Regions from separate parts of the Homo sapiens genome. Here region 2 is linked to region 1. The links are chromatin loops, found by intact Hi-C in ENCODE. Cell type or tissue: Calu3. All regions are shown on one strand.

Evidence for each region. Hi-C counts contacts between places; a loop is a spot of excess contacts. Peaks named below come from ENCODE experiments on the same cell type or tissue, not always from the same donor. Only the 100,000 strongest peaks of a DNase experiment are listed, where the experiment ranks them.
Region 2: a loop joins it to region 1, with 14 times the contacts of the local background. A loop is called at or near these places in 17 of 110 quality-filtered maps.

What each region holds. Positions count from the first base shown.
Region 1 is chr11:103,596,832-103,604,831 of GRCh38, forward strand. No RefSeq gene overlaps it. Among named protein-coding and RNA genes, the nearest start is that of MIR4693, 250 kb to the right of the region's middle. In Calu3, no CTCF peak of the experiment used is centred here; a DNase peak (open chromatin) is centred at 4,590.
Region 2 is chr11:103,254,444-103,262,443 of GRCh38, forward strand. It overlaps DYNC2H1 (dynein cytoplasmic 2 heavy chain 1), which reads left to right. Exons shown (of 89, transcript NM_001377.3): 67 at 972-1,091; 68 at 1,663-1,797; 69 at 3,165-3,308; 70 at 5,445-5,534. Among named protein-coding and RNA genes, the nearest start is that of DYNC2H1, 150 kb to the left of the region's middle. In Calu3, no CTCF peak of the experiment used is centred here; no DNase peak of the experiment used is centred here.

The DNA.
Region 1 (8,000 bases):
AAAATCACACAGTATATTTTTATGAGGAAGATTCCCATGAATTCAGTAGAAGTTAATTTGTTCAACACAGTTCTCTGACGCTGCCCTGTACCAGATGATGATGATGACATTTTATTTCAACTAGTACTTCCAGTCATGTTGCAAAAGTCAGCCTTCAACTAGCTTAGAATTGCCAGCTTCTTATCATAGACCTATATCTAATCCTGGAAATGACAAACCCAATTTCTGCTTCAATTTCTATTTCAACTATGACCCTAAGCTTAGGGGATGCATTGGAGGGTACTGTTGGTGGGAGTGGGGGAAGAAAACTGATTTTATTCACAAAAATCCCAGGGCATTACTTTGGACAAGTTGTTTAATCTTGCTGAACTATTGTTTCCTCCTTGGTAAAATGGGGATATCGGTGCCTTTACCATGGGCTTGTTGTTAGAATCAAAACGACATGAAGAAAATGAAGCTCGTGTCAGTTGATCTGTTACCACATCATGTAAAACCAGTTAGGGAGATTGTATTCAAAGATGGAGGGTATGTTCAGAAAATGTGTCCTCAATGTATAAACCATATGGAATGTGCAAAATTCACATTGACAGATCCAAGGAATTGACTTTGAAGATACAGTTTTCTTTCAAAGTAGCTAAAACAGGTACACTGAGAGGCATATGTATATAATAAATTAGCAGCCTAATCACCTGTTTCCTTCTGTCTACTCTGCTTAAACATATATATTTAAAGAAGTAAAACAGGTGACAGAAGGAAACAGGTGATTTCAAATAGGAGCCCACATTGCAAATCTCAGGGACAGATGTTCTATTTCTGAGGTTCTATTTCTGGGACACATATTCGCTTTAAAAAAACCTACGGTGAAACTTTCAAACATACACTAAAGAAGAATATAATGAAACACCATATATACATAATCCAAATTCAACAATGATAAAGATAAAAATTGTGCCATATTTGCTTCATCTTTCCTCTTCTGTAGTTTTTTGTAAAGCCCAAATCTCATTTTTTTTTACACTTAAATATTTAGAATACATCTCTAAAAACAGGGCCATATTCTTGTTTAACCATGATGCCCTTATCACATTTAACAAAACATAATCAACAAAAATTTTTTGTGTAATTATTGCCTAGTCAGGATCCAGATTTACCTGATTTTGTCAACTGTGAGCTTTTATGATTGATTATTCCAATTAGGGGAAAAATAACCCACATATCATTTGGTTGTTATGGTTTAAATTTCCTCCCATCACCTCTTTTGTTTCATGCTGTTGTCTTATTGAAGAACCAGATTTATTTTCCTGGATATTGTCCCATAACTTGGATTTGTCTGTTTCTTTGGAGTGTCATTTAATTTGTTCCTTTAGCCCCATATTTCCTAGAAATTGAAAGTTAGCTCTAATAAGGTTCAGATTCAACTATGTTTGGCAAGAATATTTCACAGGTGGTTCTGTGTACTTCATGTTATATCATATCAGGAAGCACACCATGTTTGAATGTCCCATAGCAGCATTTTGTGCAGATACCATGCTTATTCAACTAGTCCTCTATCGGTAGATGTTTATGGGTTTTTTCCAATTGTTTATCACAAATAATGCCACAATGAATAGCCTTGTGCATAAGATGTATTTTGCTCACAGTGCATCTTTTATACGATTTCTGAGGAAAGAGATTGTTACTTCTTTGATGCTCATTTATATTTTTTTTCCATGGCTGCTTAGAAGTTTTTTCTATTTTTGTTTCAGCAATTTTACCATGATATGCCTTGATGTGTTTAATTTGCTTGTGTTCATACTGCTCGGGGATAGAAATGCTTCTTGAATTTGTGATTTGATGGCATTTGTTGGTTTGGAAAATTGTCCATATCACATATTCAAGTATTACTATGCTCATTCTATCCTATCTGGATCTCTAATTACCTTTATGTTTGACCTCACTGTATCCCCTATATCTCTTATGCTCTTTTTTTTGCGTTTTCATTCATCGATTTCTCTGTGCTTCATTCAGGATACTTACATCTGACCCACATTCTAGTTCATTAAATCTCTATTCAACCATGTCTAATATACTTTTAAATCCACCCACTGTGTTTTTAATTTGTTATTGCATTTTTTTAGTTTAAAAATTTCCAATGAATATTTTTTAATAATCTCTGGTTTGCTGTCCCAATTCTTAATTTTTCTCTCATTTCCTTGAATAGATTAAGGATAGTTGTTTTAAAATGATGCTCAATAACTCTAAAATTTGGAGTTCCTGATGTGTTTCTGCTACTTATTATCCTGGATTTTATTTACAATATCTTTTCTCTGTGTGATTTGTTATTTGATAGAGTGCTATTCATTTTCCATGGAAAAATAGAGACATATTTTGAGATTCTGGGTGACAACATTGTATTAGTCCATTTTCACACTGCTATGAAGATACTACCTGAGACTGGGCAATTTATAAACAATAGAGGTTTAATTGACTCATAATTCCACATGTCTGGGGAGGCCTCAGGAAACTTACAATCTTGGCAGGAGGGGAAGTGGAAGCAGGCGTCTCCTTCACACGGCTGTGGGGGAAGAGAGAGCGAGCGAGAGCGAGAGAGAGTGAGCGAGCATGCGAGTGAGCGTGCAAGCAAAGGAAGAACTGCCAAACACTTAAAGCCACCAGCTCTCATGAGAACTGACTCAATGTCACAAGAACAGCATGGCGGAAACTGTCCCTGTGATCCAGTCACCTCCCACCAAGTCCCTCCTTTGACACGTGAGGATTACAATTTGAGATGAGATTTGGGTGGGAATACAGAGCCAAACCATATCAACCATCTTTCTCTATGTGGGATGTACATTTCCTTTGGTCAGGTAACTAGGGGTAGGTGTAAACTTGGATCACCTTAATATAACCTCAGGGCTCTGAGATGATTCAAAACCAGGTTTCAGTCACAACAGAGATTTATGTTTTTTTCTTACTCTGAGGTAAAGCCCTTCTGGTCTAAACCTAAATCCTGAAGAGTTTACCAGAATCCTTTCTACCTGGTGGACTGGGACTCCAAATTTACCACATGCCCCCTTGGGCCATTGTAAGTACTACTATGTTTTTCAGTCTCTCAGCTACTTCCCATGGAACTGACAGCACCCTCAATTGTAGGGCTTCCTTCTCCACATTTCCTTCTCTTCCCTAACCTTGCTACTGTCATTTTTGTCTGCTTTGCTATTCTCACTGTGCCAAAAATTTAAAAACATTTTCTCCATATATTTCAGTTGTTCTTGGTGGCAGGATTGGTCTAGCCTGCCATTAAGGAAAGCAGATGTGCTCTGACTTTTAAAAAAGAAAATACTCTAATTTGTGAAATTCTAACTGTAGTTTTGATATTCATTTCTTAAAGTTTTGATTTTTTATATCTGCCATCCCTACAGTGAAATTGCCCACTTCTCAAAGAAGTCTCCTGGAAGACTTTCTCATCAGTTCTAAGTGGCTGTGTGAGTTAAAAGCATTGCTGTTTCGCTGAGGAGAAGTTGGTTGGAAGTCCTTTGTAGGTCTGTATTTGAAGACACATTTTAAGAATCTAGTGCCAAGCTACACACGTAAAATTTTTCTACCACTGTAAATGAAGCGTCTCATAATTAACTTATTGAAATTTTCTTCTATTTTAAATAAACGCAGATGAACCTGTCACTGTGACATACTTGATTAGTAGCTTTGTGAAGCTTTAAAAATTCTCATACATACCAAAGTTCCTCCAAAGAACATACCCATTACATTACCTGTACATCTGTGAATGGAACCATGCCCTACCTTACTTTATTAGGTATTCTGTAATTGCGGAGGTAGCCAATTTTTCTACTTCTGTGTTATGTCTAAGCTAATTATTGTTTTTATGCTTGAGAAATATTGTCTGGGGCCATGCATTCATTCAACACAAGAGAATGAAATTGCTCAAGGCAAAGAGTAGAGAAATGCTAAGCCCATCAGACTGTATCCTGGCAAGGCTGTGGCTGGAGTTGGCTTCCAAGGTTGGATTGTTAACCTAAGCATTCCCACTGTCTCCCTTCTGTGCTCTGCATTCTTGATCTCTCTCTTTCTTTTAACGTCCATTAATGTCTAGTGAAGATTTTATGTCTTAGAATAAGAATGGCATAAACTCCCAACTCTACTTCCAGCCAATTGAAGATGGCATTGACTGAATCAATTGTGAAGACTATGATGCCCCAAAGAGCAGAGCATGATATCTCATCAATGGTTCATCTGCTTATACAGAGCTCTGTTGATATGCACCCTGTTTCCCTTTGAACAGAGGAAAAAAGACTTGGAGAAAGTAGGCAGGCTGGGAGAAAAGGCATCAGTGGGGCAATCTGCTCACCCTCTTACCATTTTGTGTGTAATAGGGTACCTGGAGAAGCAGCTTTTTGCCAATAGCCCATCCAAGAGATCTGACCTCGGGGCAAGAAGACTCCAAGAGCCAAAAGCTGATGATTGCGCTCTAGTGGTATTAAGAGGGAATTAGGAGGTTTGGAAGAGGTTATGTTGAAATCAACTCTTCCACTTCTCTCTATATAGCAGGGAGGTCAGCTGAAGGGACTCTTCTTCCATATATATGCCTTCTCCAGTCATGCCATTGGGTTGCCTGCCACCTAGAGGACATCAATGGCCAGTGCAGGAGAGAAAAGATTCCTTTCTCACTTATCACTAGATTCATGGCAAGAGAAACAAGATAAAAGCATAAAAAATTCATTTCATATAAATTTTATGTGACATGGAAGCCTTCAGAATTGAAGACCCCCCAAAACAAGGAAGCCTATGTATTTGTGATAGTCATCCAGAAGTATGATTGGAAAACAGAAGATTATGACTTAATGATAATAAACTGGGAAGAACTTAGTAATGCATGATTTCTTTTTCAGACGCTTTTTGGCATTTCTGTATATTAATTCATTTCCTCCAGGTATAGGGAAGATCACTCTGGAATGGGAGTTTTATGATATACTTTAGAGGAAGGTCAGATAATTATTTTATGGTCTAGAACAGGGGAGAACAGCAGGAAAAAGTCAGCAAGACCTTCCTGTTTCTGCTGTTTTCTCAAATATCAAGGTGCCAAATTGTAAGGTAGTGTGTCCTAAACCCTATCACCAGTCAGTGTGAACATAGAGGACAATATCAGTATCTTGTGAAATAATGAACACATGCTCTTTTTTTCCTCATCTTTAAAATTTTGTATGAGACCAGAAAGGAGCCAAGTAAGGATGTTTTTTTAAAAGTCTTTGCTCGTGCTAATGAGCGGCTAGGGTTGAGAACTTCCAAAATTCTATAAAAAGGGGTAAAAGAAGTATTCCAGAAGCAGACTAAAATCTTTCCTGTACTTCAAGGTAGAGGTGAACAGGGAGAAATAAAGAACCATGCCATGTCCCTTCACCAAATCAGGTCCCTCAAACCACAGGTCTGGCCAAGTCAGGGAATGTTTTAATCAGTCATATTTTAAATTGAACCTAAAATAACTTGGAAGTCAATGTTTTCCGCACAAGGTATTATTGGGAGATCTACCACCAAGTCAGGAAGAGGGATTCGACACAGTACTAGTGGGGACACTGATTAGAGAAAAACGTAATAGCTTTATGTTTGAATACCTCTGAGAGCAAACCAGATATGGTAACCTAACCTCTAGCACAGAGGAAAATTCCATAATGAAATGCTGACAAATTTTAATAGCTCAACTTGGGGAGCTTTATATGTTGTTTCCTCTGGAGTACCTTTCTCTCATCCCTGAAATATAAACTAATGAGTAACAGGAAAAAAAAATTCAGGGACCTTCATACATTTTGCTTTGGGCATAATCTCTATAATGGGATTTAGTAAGATCTAATGATGTCAGATACCTTCTAAGAATGGGGTTCATTAACTTTGCTGGAAGCCTTCCTTCATTTCCCAATGCCTCCTTTTACATTTGTAAAATAATTTGTACATCATCTGCCTTCCCTGTTCCACTACCATTTTTCTTTGGTTTTTGCATTCAGGTGAGGTACTTACAGTTCACAAATGTCTTTCTCAAGACAGGATAAGAACAAAACATTAGCTCCCAGAGATTCCTTTATCAGCAGAAAACTTGGCACCCTTTGTCTAAAGAAAGCCTATCTTCTAGATGAGAGATATGTAATTATTCTTGCTCTAAATCCTTCACTCTTCTAAGATTACTTCTTAAACCTCAACTGTCTCAGCATGGTTATGCATATTCACAATGGACTTTATAACCACTTGGGAATTTAAATTTCCTTTGCTAAGCCTCAATTTTTGTAAGCAGATCCTCAGCTTTTACATCATTGCCAGGTTCTGTCTAAGGGTAATACTTCATTTTAATAAATTTTAATTGCTACATTAATCCAGTTCATTATCCATGTGAATTGCCATTTACTGCTCTTTTAAAAATCTTTCCATCGGACTTTGTGTACACAGCCTGTACACAAAGGCAGCTGCTGAATTTGTTCAGATTATTACCATTTGGGATGTGCCATCCACCTTTTGTTCCCAAATTAATTAGGGAAGATGAAACTGCTACTTCACAATTGACAGAACTGGCGTCTATGCAGGAGATGCCTTTACAGAAAGTAGATCATTTACTCCCAGAATCGCCAATCTAACGCAACGTCCTGTGTTTTCCAGGTCTGGTAGCGATCAATTATTCAAAGCCAATTGTTTATAGGGGATTATAGATCAACTCTTGATGATATTGCTCACACTATAAATTCTCTTTCTCCTCTGTATAGTAACTTTACAGACACTGGAGATGGGGAATGTCAGGCAATTCTACCTGATTTGAAACATCCAAACTAAAAGCAGCTACACATCTGCCTACTGAAGGGGATGGCAAATTTGTCCACTGAAAGTCATTAAGGACAACCAGATCTCTGAATGGGATTGTAAATTGCATTTTGGACAGCAATCCTTATGAGAATGAGAATATTCTGTTTAATGAAATTGATTAAAAATAAAGGTATCCAGAAATAAAATAATGGAGAATAATAAAAGCTCCAGAGTAACAATTTTTTTCTTGAGTCATGTTTAAGGGATAGCCTTAATCAGAAACAATCAGAATCAGTGTTCAGAGAGCATTTTTCTCTTTAAAGACCAATAACCTCCTTAACCATCACAGTACTCTATTATCACTCAGGGTTTTAATAAGATGTCAGAGGATTCTAACCATGGTTCCTTAAGTTACTATGGCTAGCTCTTAAAATGTGTATGAAAATGTCATTTTATTGGCTCATAGCTTAGTTATAGAGATGAAATGCTAATCTCCTTTTCTCTTTCCTTCTCCTATTAAAAAAAAAATCAGATCCAACCATGGGGGCTTGATGGATTATAATAGAAGGAGGACTGTAAGCCTGTGGAGGACAAGAAACAATACAAAAAGCAGGATAAGGCTATTGAAAAGAAAACAACTATTTTCCCATTTTTATTACATTGACTGTATCCTTCTAAAATCGAAAGCTTTCTTGATGGAGAAGCACTAATACATGATGATTCTAAAACTTTCACCCAGCCCCTGAGGAGGCAGCCTAAAGCTCAGCTGGTAATGTATGATCCTCTTTCATTTTTTCTTTACATTTTTTATCACGATTGACTTTCTTTCTCCTTTTCTCTTTCTGGTTGTAATATATTGTGCAATATCATCACCTAGCAATAAAGAACACCAAAGAAATCTAAGTGTTATGTAACTGGCTGGTTGGTTGGCATTATGTTGCCAGAGCTCAGCTCATTGTTACATATGGTAGAAGTTACATACATTTTATCTGCAAAAGACATGAAAGGGGGACACTCAGTTTTTAATAAGTGCCGGGAACCCTGGGAAATGCATCAGCACTTGAAAACTGGGTAATAGCAAGAAAAGGCTTTGGACCAAAAAAGCAAAAACTCTTCACGGTGGTCTCATTCCAGGAGAAATGACTAATAGCTTGTTATTTACTATCTATTTGGAATGACAAAAAGTTTTTCCCTCTTTTCTCTGTCCAGGCAGTTGGTCATGG
Region 2 (8,000 bases), 340 kb before region 1:
TTTTCAACAGCTTCACAGATAACAGCTTTAACAAATACAATGTACATACCATACAACTTGCTGATTTAAAATGTATAATTCAATGGTTTTTTTAGTGGAATTGCTGGGTCTTATGGTTACTTTATATTTGGCAATTTGAGAAACAAATCTTTCCAAAGTGGCTGCACTATTTACTTTCCCACCAGAAATATAGGAGGGTTCCGCTTTTTTCCATATCCTTGCCAACTCTGGTTGTTATGTATCTTTTTAATTGTAGTCATTCTAGTGGGAGTGAAGTGGTATCTTATTGTGGTTTTGATGACATAGTATTTTATCTTTTTATTTGTTTATTTTATTTTATTTTTTTGAGACGGAGTCTGGCACTGTTGCCCAGGCTGGAGTGCAATGGCGCAATCTCGGCTCACTGTAACTTCTGCCTCCTAGGTTTAAGCTATTCTCCTGCCTCAGCCTCCCGAGTAGCTGGGATTACAGGCGCCCACCACCACGCCTGGCTAATTTTTTGTATTTTTAGTAGAGATGGAGTTTCACTATGTTAGCCAGGCTGGTCTCGAACTCCTTACCTCGTGATCCACCCACCTCAGCCTCCCAAAGTGCTGGGATTACAGGCGTGAGCTACCATGCCTGGCCCTTTTTATTTGTTAATGTGAATACTTACTATTAAAAAAATAGTAATCTCATAATTTAGTATATTTAATTTAAAACTAAATATTACACATTGATATGTTAAGTAATGCACTTTCTTACAGCTTTTCTACAGTAGTTAATATTTTACTGATCAGCTTAACTGTTTTGTCTCTTTTTCATCAGATGTAATTGTTGAAGGTGTCTTATGTTTAATTAGAAAGAATGAAATGAGATAACATAGTATCATATTTGTAATAGTCTGTCAAACACAAGGCCTGTTTGCAGGAAGTTTTTGTTTTGTTTTAAGCCTTATTGCTAGAATTACCTTGTCTTTTTGTTATCCCAAGCTTTTAGCTTTAACCATTCAGCATGAGAAACCTGATTTAGAAGAACAGAAAACAAAACTATTACAACAGGAAGAAGATAAGAAAATACAGCTAGCCAAGCTCGAAGAATCTCTTCTAGAGGTAAAAGTCTAGCTATTTAGGTTACTTTTTTCGTATTACTTTTTTTTTAATGAATACAAATAACAGTGTTTGGAAAATTAATAGTATCTTCAGATTTTTTTTTCCAAAGACATATTAGTGTATATCTTACAGTCAAAATTCTAACAAGAAGGGGAGCTATGTTTTGGAATACAAGATCTTAATGAGCAATGTTTAAGACAAGCAATTTTTAACTAATTTGTATTGTTTTATTATTTAATTATATGCTAATAATTTCAAGAAGCATTGAAAGCAAGAAATTATAACAATCTGTAACTTTAAGTAGTTTTTATTTTTTATTAAATTGACAAAATTAATACCTTGCTATGTTTGATAATGATATAATTTCTTAAAATAATTTATGAATTCATTTGATATAAGAAGACTATAATAAAAACAGAATAAAACTTTAAGAGGGCTATAAAATGTTGAAATTCTTCTAAAATAACATAAGTTGCCATAAACATCAAATGAATGACAGTTAATATGGGTTTGCTTTAATTGGTTATTTTTATATGTATAATAATATTCATATTGTTAACTTTCCCTACAGACACTTGCCACATCTCAAGGCAATATTTTGGAAAATAAGGATTTGATTGAGTCTTTGAATCAGACAAAAGCAAGCAGTGCACTTATTCAAGAGTCACTTAAAGAATCTTACAAACTCCAAATTTCCCTTGATCAAGTAATTATTTCCTTCTTTGTAATTTCGTATTATGTTTTCTTGAACATTTAGGTTAATATGATAGAAAATGTAGAATCAGGTCCTCAGGGGAAAGATGATGTGAAAAGAAAAAAGCTATTCAAAAACATCAGAACATTGGGTTTGATTCTAGTTATTGTAGAGAGGGAATTCAGATGTTGGCACACTGAGGATAAGGAGTGTTTGTCAGTATACCCTGCTGCCTTCTACTGATTTCTGGCATAATGTTATCTAAGGTAGAGCTGCAGTTTTGTACTAAAATTGGAAATGAGTATATTGAAAATGAGTATTAGAGAATATCTTTGCCGTTCTTAGAACTTTTCTTAAGTTAAGGCAAGTTAAATATACTAATTAAAAGGGTTATAAGCTCTAAGGTACAGTTATTGGCTCTTTTCATGCTTATAATGAACAGTGCTGGGTACTTTATTATCCTAATGTGGACACCTGTTAGAGTCATCTTCTCTACCTCTAGTTCCATCAGTGTTCTTATTGTCACCAATCCTATACTCATAGTTCGAACTTTTCTTCACATCAGAGATAGCCTGATAGCGCTGTGCTGTCTTGCGTTACCTTAACTGATTCTCTTTTGAAATGTAAAATTGGATCATCTATTCTCTGATCACAAATATTTACCATTTCATCTTACCCACTTTCCCCTAATACTAGTGCTGTTGGTCCTCATTAAGACCAATCTGTGAACCACTTCTAGCTCTGTCAACTGAGAGGTAGAAAGGTGTTTAAAATATATTGCTATAGTCTGAATATTTGTGTGTCCTCATCACCCCCAAAATTCATATGTGGAAATGTAATCCCCAGTGTAATAGTATTAAGAGGTGGAGGTTTTAGAAGGTGACTAGGTCATGAGGGTGGAGCTCTCATGAGTGGGATTAGTAACCTTATAAAAGAAGGCCAAGGGAGTTTTTTAGCCCCTTCCAGCATGTGAGAACACAGCAAGAAGCAGTTCTTTCTGTGAACCAGGAAACAAGCTCTCACGAGACACCAAATCTGTTGGCACCTTGATCTTGGACTTCCCAGCTTCCAGAACTGGGTGAAATAAATTTCTGCTATATAAAAGCAGAACGAGTTTAGTGTATTTTGTTATAGGTAGCCTTAATAGACTAAGACATATATTCTTTGCAGTTTTATAAAAATGAGGAAGAAAAACTAGATTTTGCTATCTTTTTTAGTTAGAAACCATGATTCATCATCTTCATTTGTTTTATGTGCATAGAAAAAGTAAGGTTTTTTTATTACTTGGGTAGATATGTGCATTGTAGTCTTTAGGTGGCAGTAAAGCACTAATTCTAAGGTGTTTCCACCCTATCCCCTACTGATCTCTTGATCCATAGGAACGGGATGCCTATCTCCCCCTGGCTGAGAGTGCCAGCAAGATGTACTTCATTATTTCTGATTTGTCCAAAATTAATAACATGTACCGTTTTAGTTTGGCTGCTTTTCTCCGACTTTTCCAACGAGCTCTACAAAACAAACAGGTAAGCTGTTGGATACCCTGTACCAGAGACTGAATTACAGGGATTACTTTACTAGGGATAGTACTTAATTTATAATAAAAATTATTAAGCAAACTTTCATAGAATTATGTTCCAAAAGACCACATGTAACACTTTTAAGCTATATAAAGAAACTACTTAATTTCTTTTTATATTGTTAACAAGGTGTCCCAATGTGACAATCTTTTTAATGAAAACAGTTTATGTTCTGAGTATAAATTAATAAGTAATATATAATCATTTAAAAAACCCAGTGATTCTGAAAGGTATAAAAATAAGAATTATCCCTATAATATCATTACCTGGGGAAAACAACATTTAACATTTTATTATATATCCTTGTTGTTTAAGGCAGTAACTTTCCAGATAATGGAGGTACACTTGTCCACTGCCTTATCAAGCATGTATTCTAATGGAGGGAAGTATGTATTAAAGGATAACAAATTGTTTTAACTAAAAGATACAATACTGTGCTTTAAAAAGTGTATTAGTGTATTATGGACAGCTTTCCTACCAGTGAATATAAACTTAATGTTTTTAAGAGATGGTGAGGCTATACCATACTTTATTTAACCACCTCCCATATATGCACATTGTTCTAATTATTTCTGTTGAGTATCGTATTAATCCGAAACTTGGCCAATTAAAACTATTTTCTTATGCTTATTGATTCTATTGGAAATTTAGTCAGGACTCAGCAGGGATGACTTTGTTTGTTTCACAACGTCTAGGACCTCAGCTGAGAGGACTTGAGAGTTGAGGGGCTAAGACAGGTGCTTCACTTGCCCGCCTGGTGCTGTGGGTTGGGAGGACTTGACGACAGGACTGCCAACTGCAGCACCTCTGCAGGAGGCTTGGCTTTTTCACAGCACTGAGTAGATGGATGGACTTCTTATTTTTTAGCTCAAGGCACTAAGTATGTGTTTCAGTGAATAAGGCTGAAACTGAATAGCCTTTTAAAATGCAGCCTTAGGTCTGTGTCATTTCTGCTGTATTGTACTGGCTGAAGCAGTCACAAATCTATGTAGAGTACAAAACTTTCTGCTGTTTAAAAAATCTACTGGATCTTGTAGGTACAGTACTGTGTCTTATGATAGAGTGACTTTTAGGAAATCCAAGTCTCAATTTCATATGTGATCTTTGTTAACATATAGTGAAATGAATACAAGTATTTGCTATCTAAAGTAATGATTAGTTGTCTTGGTTAGAACATGCTACTACAAGGCTAGAAGCCTAGGATTAATGCATCTGAGTTCCAGTTCATAATGTTTTCTTTATACCAATTTCACACATTTCTTTGCTGATCCTGGATGTATTTTTCTAAGCATTAAAATTGTTTTACTAGGTTTTTTTCTTGGTATTAATTTATAAATCACAAGGAAGCAAGCAAATTTAGTCTAATTGTTATACCAGAATTGATCTTCCTAAGACATGTATTCTCCAAATGCTCTGAGATGTAAAACTTACATCACACTAAGGGAAAAGGACAGGTTGACAACCTACCCTTCCTCCATTTCTATGCCAAACAATTTTTCTTTAATCAAAGGAAATAGACACTAATAACATGTTTTTCAATTATTACAATCTTGCAAAACGGAATTATTATATCAGATCAAAAACTAAAATTTTATGTGAGTTTTTACAGCATCAATTTCAAAGTTATTGTTCATCCTTATTCATCCTGCAGCACATGATTTAAGATCATTGAGGTTCCCATATTGAGAATGAGAAAATTCTTTATAAGGTATTCTTGTCATATTGTTTTGGGGCTGGATTGATAATTATAATATAAATAATTAAAATGGCCTTAACCTAGATTGATGTAGATAGTATTTTAATGCTGATAGGAGACTGATATAAAATTCAACTTATATTGTATTATTGGGAATTGATTGTAATTTTCATTTCTTGAAAGCTTTAACTCTATACATTAAAGAAAGATGCGTCATTTTTTAATATTATATTAGTATACAAGTTTAATGCACTTGTTTAGTCCCTTGAATTTGATGGTTAAAGATACTTGTTTCAGAATCAGCTTTGAATCTGGAGGAACAATTTATAGGCGTACTTTTTAAATGTTTATAAATTTCCTAATGAATTTCCAATTATAATCTACAGGATTCTGAAAATACAGAACAGAGAATCCAGTCACTTATCAGCTCATTACAACATATGGTATATGAATATATATGTCGTTGTCTATTTAAGGTAAGAAGCATCATATTTTTCAAATATAAAATACTACTTGTTCTGTGATTTAACGTAATATTTATAGTTATAGTATAACTCTTTCCCTACTGGAAAGGTATTAAAAATGGTATTTCTGGTATTTTTCCAGAACATTTAACTGGAATGCCTTATAGCATTCTTGGTTGTAGTGGGGAAAAAAGTGACAAGTGAAGAAGGGACAGCAAACACTGCGTTAGCTGACTTAGTTCTAAATATTCCAGTGGTCACCAAAAGAGATAATGACAATGGATTATGTATCTCATTATATAGCTAGACTTTCTCATCCTCAGCAACTGACATTTTGGGCTACATAATTCTTTGTGTGTGGGATGTTGTTCTGTGCGTTTTAGGATGTTTAGCAGCATCTCTGCCTTCCAGCATTCCTTCCCATCAATTGTGAGAATAAAAAATGTCTGTGGACATTGTCCAATGTCTCTGGGGTTGAGGAACAAAATTATTTTGCATTGTTAGCATTAGGAAGTAAACTAGTGTTTGATCCTGAGTTATGAAATTTTTTACAGAAGTCTTCATATTACGTGTGTTCCAGAAGAGAACACACATCGGACAATATTTTAGAAATTTTAGATATTAGAAAACGCAGAGGCCTTTTTGTACTTAGAATTTTTTTTTTTTTTTTTGGAGACAGAGTCTCTCTCTGTTGCCCAGGCTGGAGTGCAGTGGCGAAGTCTTGGCTCACTGCAAGCTCTGCCTCCTGGGTTCAAGTCATTCTCCTGCTTCAGCCTCCCAAGTAACTGGGACTACTGGCGTGCACCACCATGCCTGGGTAACTTTTGTATTTTTAGTAGAGAGAGGGATTCACCATGTTGACCAGGGTGTCTCGAACTCCTGGCCTCATGTGATCTGCCCTCCTCAGCCTCCCAAAGTGCTGGGATTATAGATATGAGCCTCCATGCCCAGCCAGAATTTTTTTTTTTTTTAAATAGCAATCTGTGGGTATAGCTTAAGACATAATGTTGCAGAATAGCTTTGTAAAGGCAATTAATTCAGAGAAATAGAATTATTATGGTTCAATTATATAGGCTTCTTAGAAAGTGTTGAAAAATATACAGTTAATGTATTTTTAGAACAGGATAGTAATTTTTGTGATTTTGTTGAGGATCTTTATTTGAGATACAGAATAAATCCTTCAGAAGCTCTCTGGGCAGGGCATCTCTGAAAGAAAGGCAACACCCCCAGTCAGGGGCTTATAGATAAAACTCCCATCTCCCTGAGACAGAGCAGCTGGGGGGAAGGGGTGGCTGTGGGCGCAGCATCAGCAGACTTAAACATTCCCACCTGCTGGCTCTGAAGAGAGCATCGGATCTCCAACACAGAGCTTGAGCTCTGCTAAGGGACAGATTGCCTTCTCAAGTGGGTCCCTGACCCCTGTGCCTCCTGACTGGGAGACACCTCCCAGAAGGGGTCGACAGACATCTCATATAGGAGCACTGCAGCTGGCATCTGGTGCGTGCCCCTCTAGGACGAAGCTTCCAGAGGAAAGAACAGGCAGCAATCTTTGCTGTTCTGCAGACTCTGCTGGTGATACCCAGGCAAACAGGGTCAGGAGTGGACCTCCTGCAAAGTCCAGCAGACCTGCAGCAGAGGGGCCTGACTGTTAGAAGGAAAACTAACAAACAGAAAGGAATAGCATCAACATCAACAAAAAGGACATCTATACAAAAACCCCATCCGAAGGTCACCAAGATCAAAGACCAAAGGTAGATAAATCCACGAAGATGAGGAAAAACCAGCGCAAAAAGACTGAAAATTCCAAAAACCAGAATGCCTCTTTTTCTCCAAAGGATCACAACTCCTTGCCAGCAAGGGAACAAAACTGGACGGAGAATGAGTTTGATGAACTGACAGAAGTAGGCTTCAGAAGGTGGGTAATAACAGACTCCTCCAAGCTAAAGGAGCATGTTCCAACCCAATGCAAGGAAGCTAAGAACCTTGAAAAAAGGTTAGAGGAATTGCTAACTAGAATAACCAGTTTAGAGAAGAACATAAATGACCTGATGGAGCTGAAAAACACAGCACAAGAACTGTGTGAAGCATACACAAGTATCAATAGCTGAATTGATTAAGCAGAAGAAAGAATATCAGAGATTGAAGATCAACTTAATGAAATAAAGCATGAAGACAAGATTAGAGAAAAAAGAATGAAAAGGAACAAACAAAGCCTCCAAGAATTATGGGACTATGTGAAAAGACTAAATCTGCATTTGATTGGTGTACCTGAAAGTGACGGGGAGAATGGAACCAAGTTAGAAAACAGTCTTCAGGATATTATCCAGGAGAACTTGCCCAGCCTGGCAAGACAGGTTAACATTCAAATTCAGGAAGTACAGAGAACACCACAAAGATATTCCTTGAGAAGAGCAACCCCAAGACACATAATCATCAGATTCACCAAGGTTGAAATGTAGGAAAAAATGTTAAGGGCAG